Linked DNA regions of Mus musculus: region 1 is linked to region 2. Evidence: chromatin contacts called from ENCODE Hi-C data. All regions are on one chromosome and are shown on one strand. The core of a region is the stretch at or near the end of the contact, and the rest is flanking DNA. Distances in the headings are between cores, read along the strand shown.

Region 1 (2,853 bases), core at 214-2,713, 780 kb after region 2:
AACTGTCTGATGCTCTAAATAAACTTGGTTATTGTATGAGACTTTAGTCTGCCTTCTCTACCATCTCCCCTTTCCTAGATTCCACCAACTCTAGACCAGTAAACATGCATGTATATTTATAAAAATATCTAATATGAATCTAACACATATGTTTGTAATTTTGCAGCTTTTATTGCCACATGAAGTTTCTTAGAAAGATTTAAGAGGCAGCTCATTGTTAGTCCTCTCACTAAAACAAGCATCCAGTGTGAAGAAAGGTGCAGAAGCTGGTCTCCAAACCTATCAGTGCTGTGTGGTCCCAGAGGCAGGGACTGTATCTATACAATGTCAATCGCACCATTGGTTTCTGACTGTTCACTATGTTCTCTTGAAGCCCTGTAGGGAAATCTTCAAGGTATGCCCTAGACACCAGTTCAAACTCTTGGGCTCATGAGTCATGCTAAATGCTTACTGTTAACTCACCTCTGTCTACTTTACTACCCTATACTATTACTTGGGAGAATAAAACTATGTATACAGGAAATCATGTAGGTCCTTTGGCATCAACTTCTAGTGTCTTGACTAATGCAAACACATAAAAATGATGTAAAACCAGGTCCATAGTACAGTTAGCATGGAGTGCCACATGAATAGATTCCCTTGGTGGCATTATTATTTCAAAGATCTATATCATAAGTAAATTTTTGAAAAAAAGCCATACAATACTTATATTGTTATTAAATGAGTGATTTTTATACTGTGAAATAAATCGATAATACCATGATATCATAGACAATTTCTCTACTAAGAGTAACAAAATCTTTGGGTAGTACAACTCAAACTAGTTGAGACAGTTTATTCTTTCTACCAAAAATAAAAACATAAAGTAACTCCCGGAGCTAGATTAAGACACATTCTAAAATCGCATGGATTTGCTCCTCCTGTTTCTCACCATTCATTCCTAAAGCAGAGTGTTCTACATGGATCTGCTGCTCCCATTCCTGCCTTGACTCCCCAGAAGCAGATCTTGGGAGAAAACTTCCAGGACTTGGCAATCCTCAAATAGACAACCCATTTCTAACTAACTGCAGTGATCCAGATGTCCAGTTTCTGAGCCATGCAGTTAGCTGAATGACAGCATTGCTAAAAAGTGGTGAGCTTACAAAGCCCAATAAACTCTCATTCATATGTATATGGAAATCTGGTTGATTATTAACACACACACACTCACTCACACACACACAAAATCCCACTTCACTGAGCAGCTGAAGATTTTTGGAGGAGTGTTCTTTGAGTAGTGAAAACATAATGAAAATGACAGATGGTAGGGACAGTAGGCTAGGGGAGGAGGGTAAACAGAGTTACAGGTAATGGGTTAACAAGCACAACTGTGTGGTCTCAGAAAACTAGAGATTCACTTCATGATTGCATAGAGACATCTGGGCTATGGAAGAGCCAGAGTCCTTATTCTCACGGCACAAAGTACCAAGCTGTCACTGAGTTACAAAGCAGTTACTCATGCTGGAGTGGAGAGTGGGGGGAACAGCCAGACACGCAGCAGTACACTCTGGTGTCCTGAGCAGGATTATAAAATAATAATGTGATGAAACTAATTCTCTGAGCAGCATCTGGGGGTAGGATCCTCTGTGATGGGTTATTTGGGGTTATAAGAATCACTGAGTGATCAACAGATAGAGAAGCAGTTCATAGTTGTCTAGTCTTGGAGACCTCTCTCCATAAAAGATCTATAAAAAACCTAAGAATAAAACCCCCAAAAGTCAGCTGGAGTCATAACTGTTCTCATCTCTACCGCCTGCCCCCTCCCTGAAAAGAGGCCCTGCTCTCTGTCCCTAACCGCAGAGGACCCTCTGTTCCTCCTCCTCTAGGTTGTTGTTCTTCTTCCTTCCCTATTTTGCTTCAGGGTGGTCTAAAATGCTTTCTCCTCCACCCTCTGAGTGCTGTCCCATATGGCATGTTAGCATGGAAGCCCAGGCACCTACGTGGGACCTGCGCTTGCACAGCGACCTGCCAGCAAGCAGCCTGGCACATCTGAAGGCAGACATCTTCAGGAAGCTCGGGGAGCCCTGGTCAGAACTAGGGCTCTTGCTCGCTGCAGTGGCTCACTGCAGCCACTCCCAGGGTTCTTCTCGATCCCTACAGGCAACCCCCAAAGGAGTGGGGAAAGAGATGGGGGCATTCTTTATTCGTAGAACAAGTCATTGACAGGAAAAGAAAAGAAAACAAACCAAATCAAATATTCAAAATGGAAAACTCACAAATCAGATTATAAATCAATATACTCTGCTAACATTTAAACAAAGGATTCCTGGGGCAATGATATGACGATGCCTTCCACCCCAGCTCCCTCTTGTCTGGGGCTGAACACAATTTCCATTTTCCAGTGCACTTACAGCTTTGCACAGAGCAGTGTTATCTGCTACTTACTTGGGCTTGCTTGCATACTTTGAAAGGTTGAAGTGTTTCTTGGTAGAACAGCTGATGATAAGCCTGGAGGTCAAACCAAAAGTACACACTGTGCTTCCACAGCTGCAGACGGACGGAGAAGGACAGAGATCACCACCCGGTTAGAGAGGCCCGCAGAGCTGTACCTCACTGGACAAAAGCGCTCATTTCCTTGCTGCTACCACAAATCAGCTCCAACTTAAGCTGCTCTCAACCTTTCATCACAAACTGGCAATGTACAATACTATTTACTGCTGTGGTCAATAGAATGTTGTAGTCTTACATGCGAGCATCCCATAGAGTTGATCATTAAAGTAGTAAATGCTTAAAAATAGTAATGGATACAAAAATTGCAAGGGTTCTAGTTGAAATGTAAAGAGCACACATTTGTGGCATGAAAGCAAATCTGAG
Region 2 (3,016 bases), core at 420-2,919:
AAAGAAAGTTCCCTCCAGTTCTCTAAATTGAGAAAGGCTGTTCGAAGGAATGAGGTGGTTGGAAAGAGGGAACCGCAGGCATCCTGGGAGCTGAGGCTCAAGACCAAGCGCTAAAATGAAAGCACCCTATGGAACTCACTCGAGAAACGGTTTTTTAAACCCCCAACTCTTCCTAGGCGTTCTCCTGCGTCCATCAAATTTATTCTGAAGTAGTTAAGCACTACAGGATACTGAACACTCCAGTCTCTGTCCCAGGCTCACTTCCTAATCCTTGCGAACCTACAATTGGTGAAGATGGCCTGCTAGTCCTGAATTACGTTTTACCAAAGAAACGAAAATTAATATTCACCTTGACAAAAATAAAACAAAAGGCTTTTACCTTAATGGGATCGTTTCCGTAGTGTCTGCCTGCCTTCCTGCTTGGTCTTTGACGATTCGGCTCGGCTCGTAGCTTTCTGCTTACACCTATCCATCTCCTCACATAGTTGAGGTTATTGTAATTGTCCTTTGAGGGGGCGACCGAAAAGCATCTTTTGGTGAAACACGTTTGAATTGTACAGTTCCTTTAAAAGATCTATGGTTCTGCAAGCACCAGCTAAAGTGTCCTCAAGTGGTTTGGGACGAGGGACAGTTTGCTTAGTTCTGTTCCGGCGGCGCGTTGCGTCTGAAAAGAAGTTGCTTCAAGTGGATCTTATCGTTCCCTGACATCCTTTTCCAGAGGGACTGTAATACCCTCTCATTTACACGCTCACAAAACTAAACCTTTAGGAGAACTAAGAAACCTAACAGTACATGTCAAATTCAATCAATTTTCCTGGCGGCTGAACAATGAACTCAATTTTTGCTGAGAATGAAGATAATGCACGTTTTGAGGCACTGGAATAGTTTTTTCCTAAAATTTAAAAAAGATTGTTCTTCACCCATTCCAGATGGGCAGGTTATTGTTTGCCAATGGATTGCAGATGCCCACTCCTTTGCCTAAGTTGGTTAACTGCTTATGAAATGTACATTAGCTGATTAAAGCTTAGATATTGAAAGAAATTTCTCCCGGAACATCCAGATGTCTCTGCACTAATTATGAAATTAGTCAATTGTCACCTTCATAAACAAACTTCGTTTTGAAAACAGGGAGGAAACCAGACTACACACATAGTCACAATTGACCAAAAGTATGGGCAGAACTGTTTTACATAGGAGGAAGGGCGGTATATGCTGGAAAACAAAATCTAAAACTGATAGCTTTGGCCCTTTGAAGCAGATGATCATATTAAAAGTGTTAAGATGTGTAAAATGACGCGACAGCTAACCGAGTAAAAGTACGAAATGCCCTTTGGACTTCTCTGCGGGCTTGGGGGAGCAAAGATCCAGTAGTCGGACTTCTATCGGTGTGAGGAAAGTGTCATCCAAAAAGAGGGGATGGGCGTTGTCTTTGTGTGAGGTTTGAATTGAGTCACCTTGGGCTCTGTGTCTGGGTTAACTGGGAAAACCTCAAGCAAACCTGCGCCTTTAAGACTCAGTTGCTATCCAAACACAAGTAAACAGAGTGGACCATTAGCGGGCGCCGGGCTTGGAGGCGGAGCCTGGGCGCTGCAGCCTTGCTCCTCTGCAGGACGCCCGCCGCGAGGGGAGGCGGGGCCGCTACTAAAGCCTTGGACTCCGGGCCAGGGGCAGCCTGGGGCGGGACGCGGGCTGGGACGGAGCTCAGCGCGCTCGCAGCCGGAGGGTGATGGCCCTGCAGGGCTGCGGGCTCCGACTTTACCCGCAGTCCGCGGTCAGAAACTGGCCCAGGCACCGGGATCTGGGCGAGCTCTGAGCACTCATCCCAACACGCTCGCTCTTTACACATCCCGCTTCCACGGACTGCCGAAGACCAATTACCGCTGTCGCTTTCGCTCCCCCAGATCATGTTCTCGGTTCCCGGGACAACGCGCCGAAAAAGAAGTTCTCCCAGTTTGGACCTCATGACCTTTCCAAGCTGTGCGTCCTGCTGTCCGGACCTAGTCTGAACCGCGCTGCCCAGGCAGACATCGGTTCTGGCGGTGAGTGTCCTTTCCAGGGCCAGGCTGTAGCCTTCCAAAGGAAGGGAGGGATGTGGGTGCTCAAGGGGCGCCCAGGTTCTCAGTCTGGAGCGCTACAAGTTCAGAAAATGAAAGGCAGCCGTGCGGACCCTAGTCCCGGGCCTCGTGTTCTGGCCTCCTCCGGTCCCTGCACGCGACTCCCAGCTAATACACTCAGTTGTACTTTTGTGCGCTGTCCCTTAGTTTGGTTTTGGTAGATTTACGCATTCGGCAAGATTTATAAAGGCCGATCATCGTACTTTGTGGCCAGATCCCATCACCCCGTGATATTGCTCCCCTGCTCTAGAAAGCGGGATCCACGCTTCCTCCTACTGCAGCTCCGGCACTCAGCACGGAAGGGCCGGGACACACGGTGCAATCAAGCCAGCGACTCCGAAGGCGCATTTCACAGGGGAATAGTCCAGTCATGGGTGATTATTTTTTCCAACCGTGTACTGGCCTCTTGCTTTTCCTCCTGCTCCGGTCTTCGCCCAGAGGCCAACAGGCAAGCTTCTCAGGAGCTGAGACGCTTGGGTTGTCGAGAAATAGCTCGGAATGGAGTCGCGGTTGTAGGAAGGAGGCAGGACAAGGTGTTTGTGGAGGCAGCAACGCTGGATCGGTCTCCCCACCTGTGAGCAGAGAACAAAAGAGTTCTGACTGCTTTCGAAGCGAAACTGGGTGCAGACAGCAACTTTCTCTGCTCCACAAATTCCAGTCTTGAACAGAACAAGAAAATGAAATGGAGAGGGAGGGAGCGGAGACAAACCCAGTTTATGCGGAGGGCGCCTTAATTTAATTAACTCTTCGGGAAGGCAGAGGCACGGGGAAGGGGCAGAAACTTCGTGCCCCCCCCCCACTTGACCAAATTCTCCTCCCCCACCATGATCGTAGATCTCTTTCTACTATAGCTCTCTGGCTTTTACACAGTTCTGCTGTGTTTGAACTGAAAATCAGCGAAC

Evidence for each region. Hi-C counts contacts between places; a loop is a spot of excess contacts on that map.
Region 1: a loop to region 2 is called in a map of heart, with 1.9 times the contacts of the local background. The contact joins the enhancer-like site here to the promoter of Osr2 in region 2. A Hi-C loop is called at or near these places in 2 of 37 maps with a recorded cell type or tissue (T-helper 17 cell and heart).

The regions. Positions count from the first base shown.
Region 1 is chr15:36,078,393-36,081,245 of GRCm38, forward strand. It overlaps Rgs22 (regulator of G-protein signalling 22), which reads right to left. Exons shown (of 28, transcript NM_001195748.1): 14 at 2,425-2,526. Among named protein-coding and RNA genes, the nearest start is that of Rgs22, 61 kb to the right of the region's middle. Within about 2 kb of position 1,464, at least 1 of the 3 ENCODE cell types and tissues checked has a DNase peak (open chromatin) inside an H3K27ac peak, as active enhancers do; it is heart, where a contact is called at or near this core.
Region 2 is chr15:35,294,429-35,297,444 of GRCm38, forward strand. It overlaps Osr2 (odd-skipped related 2), which reads left to right and starts at 1,670. Exons shown (of 4, transcript NM_001368665.1): 1 at 1,670-2,039. It overlaps Gm52178 (a long non-coding RNA gene), which reads right to left and starts at 1,606. Exons shown (of 3, transcript XR_003951500.1): 1 at 380-1,606.